Linked DNA regions of Homo sapiens: region 2 is linked to region 1. A link is a loop called in an ENCODE intact Hi-C map of the cell type or tissue named here. Cell type or tissue: PC-9. All regions are shown on one strand. Links, peaks and the distances in the headings refer to the core of each region. The heading gives the core; the rest is flanking DNA.

What was found. A loop is a pair of places that touch in the nucleus more often than their neighbours do. Peaks named below come from ENCODE experiments on the same cell type or tissue, not always from the same donor. Only the 100,000 strongest peaks of a DNase experiment are listed, where the experiment ranks them.
Region 2: it touches region 1 in a loop (4-fold over the local background); 2 of 110 quality-filtered maps call a loop at or near these places.

Annotation. Positions count from the first base shown.
Region 1 is chrX:154,372,277-154,375,177 of GRCh38, forward strand. FLNA (filamin A) reads right to left here and starts at 2,358. Exons shown (of 48, transcript NM_001110556.2): 1 at 2,230-2,358. RefSeq lists silencers at 633-692, 2,235-2,294, 2,305-2,444 and an enhancer at 1,096-1,145. In PC-9, for the core only: CTCF peaks have their summits at 1,296 and 1,495; a DNase peak (open chromatin) is centred at 1,335; H3K4me3 peaks cover 1,497 bases; H3K27ac peaks cover 744 bases.
Region 2 is chrX:154,760,871-154,763,771 of GRCh38, forward strand. It overlaps DKC1 (dyskerin pseudouridine synthase 1), which reads left to right and starts at 1,994. Exons shown (of 15, transcript NM_001363.5): 1 at 1,994-2,111. The coding sequence starts at 2,096. RefSeq lists enhancers at 1,615-1,674, 2,425-2,524 and a silencer at 1,775-2,074. In PC-9, for the core only: no CTCF peak of the experiment used is centred there; a DNase peak (open chromatin) is centred at 1,851; H3K4me3 peaks cover 1,813 bases; H3K27ac peaks cover 1,650 bases.

The DNA of each region.
Region 1 (2,901 bases), core at 317-2,816:
GCTGAAGCGGGGGGTCCTCTCCTGTCGGAAAGTCCCCTCAGCCCAGCGTGGCCAGGGCAGGGGGCAAACACGGGAGTGGCATTCCAGACCCAGAGGGGCCTGCTCAGAGGTTCCCATAAGACTTGTCAGGCTCTGAGCACCTGGGTCTGGGTGGGCTTCAGGTGTGGTGGCAGGTGCAGAGGAGGCCTGAGGACAGGGATCAGGGGCCTGGGGGGTTGTGTCCCCAGAGCTGTGGGGGCTCTTCACTCAAAATTTTCTGGTAGATAACTCTGGAGATGGTGCAGTGGCTGCTGTGCCGAGATGTAGACTGGGACCAGGGGACGGCTGGGGACGCTCACTGCTACTATCTTCAGTCAGAAGCCAGCCTGCCTATGGCTTCCTCCCCATTGTGCACTCCCCTCCCTCTCAGTCCTCGGTACCTCCCCTCTCCAGAATGTTTCCTCCTCTGAGTGTTTTTTTTTTTTTTCTAGGAAGGCAGGTATCTGTCCCTCCTGTTCAATTCTAGTAATAATTAATTTATCTGCTAAAGACCAGTGAGAGATGGAGGCCCTGGGTTGGCCAGCACGTCATGCCCAAATATGGTTGACTCTCCTGTAGCCCTGGGTGTCTACATGACACGTGGTGGGGCTGTGATCCGCCCAGCACATTCACTTCGGGGCAGCCTGTGGCCCCACTGGTTTTTCCCACTAGTAGTGGTGTTAGGGGGTGCAAATGGCATTTTCCAGTACTGAGGCCAACCCCTGTATATTGTCCCCTCTCCTGACCACTTTGAGACACACCTGCACCAAGTGCGCCTGGGCGTCTGGGAGCTGGGGTGGAGGTGGGAGGGAGGGCTGGGAAGGGGGAACCCATACAGACCCCTCCCTGCACGGGCCCCATTCAAGACGGGCTTGAAGTTGTCCTTCTGGTCCCCCTGCCCCACTGGAAAGCAAGTTCCCAGGCACGGAATTCCATCAATAATTGACTCTCTCTCCACTAAGGGCCATTGAGCTGGGTTGTCTGGGTTCATTCCTTAATCTTCAGAGCTCAGGGAAACTGAGTCAGAGTGACCAGTGGTCAATTCCAGCAGAAAGAGTGTCAGGAGGTGGGTGCCGTGTCTTCCAGCCCTAGCTTTTCCCTATTTAGAGGAAACAAGGAATGGGCGTGTAGAGGGTTCTTGTCCCTAGAACATAGTATCAACCGCCAGATGTCGCCCGATCCCAAAGCCACCAGATCGGGCAGTCCTGGGAAGCCAAAATCCAGCTCTTTCATATTTTCCCTTATTTGGAGTAGATTCTTGGATGTTAGGCACACCCCGCCCACCACACCACCCCTGGCCCTCAGACCCCAGGCCAGACCCTCCCACTGGGAGGTATAGCCCAAGCCCAGGAGCTGTTCAGCTGGGATCCCTAAGGAGCTGTTTCCAGGCCTGCGTAGCCAGGGGGCGCAGGAGGGAAGGAAGCCGCAGACTGGCAAGGTGAGAAGAGACCTGTGCTGGCAAGTCCAGGTGCGGCAGGTGAGGTCGCCCATTCCCAAGCTCCCACCTTGACGGTGCACTCGGAGCACTTACAAATGGGTCTGCCAGTGGATTTTAACCTATTTTGCCTGGCCCCAGGTGGCACGGGAATCTGGGGACATTGTTGGTTATATCCTGGCTGGCAGTGCGCATCCAACTCAGAGCCAACCTGGCATAGGGCCCAGGGCCCAACCAAGGAACCTGGCCTGGTCTCATCCTCACCATGGCCCCCATGGAGTAGAGCAGCCCCAGAACCAGCTCCCCTGTGCCCAAAGCAGCTGGTGCCCTGTGGACTCGAGCCAGCAAGGGACACGCTGTCCCCCTCCCAGTGGGCACACTGGCTGAGAAGTGTCCTTCCAGGTGGCCACTCGCCCTGAGTCCACACAAGTTCCTGGTGTCAGGGCCCTTCTCTCTCAGGCATGCAGTGGTCCGTTCATGGGCAAGTGCCCAGACACCCTCTCTCTCTCGGGGACCCCCCATGGCCTCAGGCTCCCACATTCGTGGGCACAGACATGGCTCGTGGGTCAACTAGGGAAGCTATTCTCTGGACACTCACTCCCAGATGCCAGGGGAGCCTCCATCGGCTCACGCATCCCAGCTGAACCTGGCCCGGACCTGGGCGCGAGCTGGCGCCTGCGTTTTCCGGCCTCTCTGCCCGCCTTCTCCAACCCCGCCCCCGGCCGACGAGGAGCGCGGCGACCCTACGGCGCGAAGCCGGGCCGCGGAGACCTCACCTGCTGTTCCTGAGAGCGACCGGTGACCGATGACCGCGGGGTGGCGCCCGGATCGCCTTCGCGCCCGCGCCCGCGCCAGGCGCCTCGGGGATTCTGTCGGCGTCCGCTGCGCGCGACGCGCCTCCACGCGAATGGGCCGCCGCCGCCCGCCTTCTTGTTGGCCGCACCCCCGCCCCGCGCCCGCCCCGCGCCCGGCCCGGCCCGGCGAGAAAGCCTTAATTGGTAAAATTGCCCAGGAGCCCGGGACGGGTGCGTGGGGGGCGGGGGTGCGGGGGCACGCCGTGAGCTCCAGCGACCCGCCGCCGGGCGACGCCGCCCCCCGAGATGAGCTCACCGCCGGCGAGGGCCGCCAGGCCCTGGGGGAGGGAGGGCTTCGTGGGGGAGTCGCCTCCAGCGCCCACAGGGACTGCAGGGCTCGTGTCTAGGCCCAATCACAAGGATCCTGCGTGTCTGAGTCTGGGGGAGCCAAGCGCACCCCAGGTGGAAAGGCCGAGGCCCAAGGCCACCTTCTCCAAGGAGCCACCCACAGTCACAGCCCCTGGTGTCTGTCCCAAGCCGGGATTGTTTCCTGGGGTGGGGGCAACAGGTCGTTGCAGGTGTTGGCTGGGCGCCTACGTCAGGCAGGGCCCCGGGACGGGACTGCAGGGCTCCGAGCCCTGGGATGAACCTGAC
Region 2 (2,901 bases), core at 402-2,901, 390 kb after region 1:
CTCTTGGGTCTATACCTAGGAGTAGAATTGGTGAGTCATATGGTAACTCTGTGTTTAACCTTTCAAGGAATTGCCAGACCATTTTCTAAAGTGGCTGCATCATTGTACTTGATGGTACTCATGGTTTGGTCAGACAACACCCAGTTTATCATGGGCAGGTCAGGTCTTAAGACCACATGTATCACAGTCATTCCGTTTCAGTAAATAATTACAGCAAGCCAGGAGCTTTTCCTCCTGGCAAATTATTATTTTTTGTGTGTGGAGGTCTTAGCTTTAAGTTTATTTCAAATTCCAGAGGGCTGAACTGTGAGTCTCTTATTAAAGCTTGGAAAAGGCTCTGTGTAGCATCCTAATGGGGTATGCCATCTCCAGAAAATGGCCCACTGAGTGTCATGCTTCTTTTTTAGCAAGCAGAGGGTTCCAAGTAAGGCAACTTGTCTTTCTCTTTGGAGGGACCGTCTCAACATGCCTCAGCCCACTGCATGCCCAGGAAGTTCACTGAGGTATCACCTCCCTGAATTTTCAAGGGGCTTCTCTCTCACCTTGTGGTGAAATATTTGCCACTTCCTATGCATCAGGTCCACTCAGCATGATGTCTTGGGGTACAGTGAGATGATCAAATCAGTTCCCAGGGACTCAATTATGATAATGTGCCAGAGGCTTCCTTTGTTCTTTCCTTCCATTATCACCCTCAGTCCTTGAGTCAGGAAGCCCCTCTGGGAATTTATCCAGCTACCAATTGTGTTTATTACAAGTATGGATTCAAGAACCGGGGAAAGAGCCACAGGGTGGCTGATAGTGAAAGGGACGTGGGCTGACTCCACTTCTGACCATTGGACCAAGTGGCATTCTACTTCCCCAGTGATTCACACGGGCTAGTGCAAGCCCCTGGTAAATGGCCACGGGTCCCACGAGAAGGGAGGAGGCAGGCTGAAAGTACACACTTGTAGCGTTACATGTGCCTGGCCTCACCTTTACAGGCTCACCTCACGGGCTCTGGCCTGTGGACTGACTAGATCTGGGAATTAGATGAGGCACCATGATTTTCCATTGTGGTGATTCAAGGCAGAATGCCTTTAGCCAGACCTAGAGTTACCGGGGTTATACAGATCATGATGGCTTACTACAGGACACTGTGATCAATTAGACACCACCAAAGATCCCTGGGGAGAAATCAGTTTGGTTCCAGCTTCCAGCCCTGCTGCCTATCATGATACCCAGGCTCATCCTGTTTCTATGAGATTTAGTGCCAGTGCTTTGTCTCTGCTGTTTGGCGTGAAGCCCGGTCGTAGAGTTCAAATTGAGGTGTGCTGTGAGCATAAACGCACACACCGGAAAGTCTTTGCGGGGACAAAAAAAAAAAACCAATGTAAAATACCCCATTCATACTGTTGTGTTTTGCCTATATGTGGAAATGATAATATTTCGGATACGCTGGGTTAAAAAAATTCATTATAAATCATTTTCACCTTTTTCTTTTTACTCTTCTTTCATGTTGCTGCTGGAAAATTTAAAAGTCAACATGTGGCACGCACACTACTCCTATTGGCCATCTGCTCTAGCTGGATGGGAACTGCAAGCAGCAAAGGCCTTTCAACCTCTCCGAGCTTCAACATGTTCACTTATGCATCAGGACTGATCCAACAGCAACCTGAAAGGGTCGGTGTGAGAAAGCAAAGAAAGAGGTACTGTTTACGGAGCGTTCAGCCGTGAGCCCAGGCGCAGGCGCGGAGCTAAACCCGGAGGTGAAGCAACTACAGCTGGGGCCACGCCCACAGACTCCGGGCTGTCGGGGCGGGCGGCACTCGCGCTTCCAGCCTGGGCCAACCAGGCTGCTTGAGGCTCGAAGCGCATGCGCGGTCTCGCCCTCCGTACTGGCCGAGCCAGCAAATCGCATTGCGCAGACGACCAGCGGGCGCCTCGGATTCCGCCCCCGGGATGGCCCCGCCTCCTCCCGCCCCGCGGCAAGGCACGCACAGGGCAGTGCGCGGGTGGGTGGGTCCTAGCAGCGCGGCCTGACGGGACCAAGGCGGCGGGAGTCTGCGGTCGTTCCCTCGGCTGTGGACCGGGCGGCACGCACGCGGTGCAGGGTAACATGGCGGATGCGGAAGGTAAGGGCTGCAGGCTTCCGGGCCGTGCTAACTCCGGGCGACTCGGGGAACGGGGGTGGGGGGATGGTATCGGGGCCCGCGCACGCCTCCCTCTGGTTCCCGCCGGCGTGTCGGCCTCTTCACCGCCCGGCCTTAAGCCGGCCTTGTCTCTCGGCCCTGGCTCCGTGGCAAGGGCGCGAGAGTGGGAGCCCCTCGCGGTGACTTGGCATGATGGGGCTCGGCCCTCTCACCTCCCTGGGGTCCGGGTCGCCGTCGAAAGACATCTGCCGTGCTGCCCACCCCGCGGTGGCGTGGGACGTGGCAGTGTCTGTGCTGCTGCCAGCCCGGACGCCGCCGTTACAGCTCCATGCGACTAGGGGAGCAAGGGTAGTGGAAACGGGCCGAGAAGAAAAGGAGCGGAGGGACCCCGGAGCAGGGATAGAGCTCCGAGTTGCAAGAAAGTTCTAGAGGCCACAAGCCCGCGGGGACAGTCGAGTGGTCGCTTATGGAACTTTCCGGCCCCCTGCGTGAGCGCTTCTGTGGGATGTTTAAGCTCTGCCATAGCCACGTGGTGAACCGGAAGGGAAGCCGACACGTGCAGTAGCCTACAGTCAGTTACCCAGCCATGGGACCCATACATTTGGCCTTACACACCTTGTTTTCTCGCTTACCTACGGATATACGTTCTAAGAAATGGGTCGTTAGGCGATTTCATCATTGTGTGAACATCAGAGGGCTCTTACACAAACCTAGGTGGCATAGGCTACTACACACCTAGGCTGTATATGGTGTAGCGTATGGCTCCTAGGCT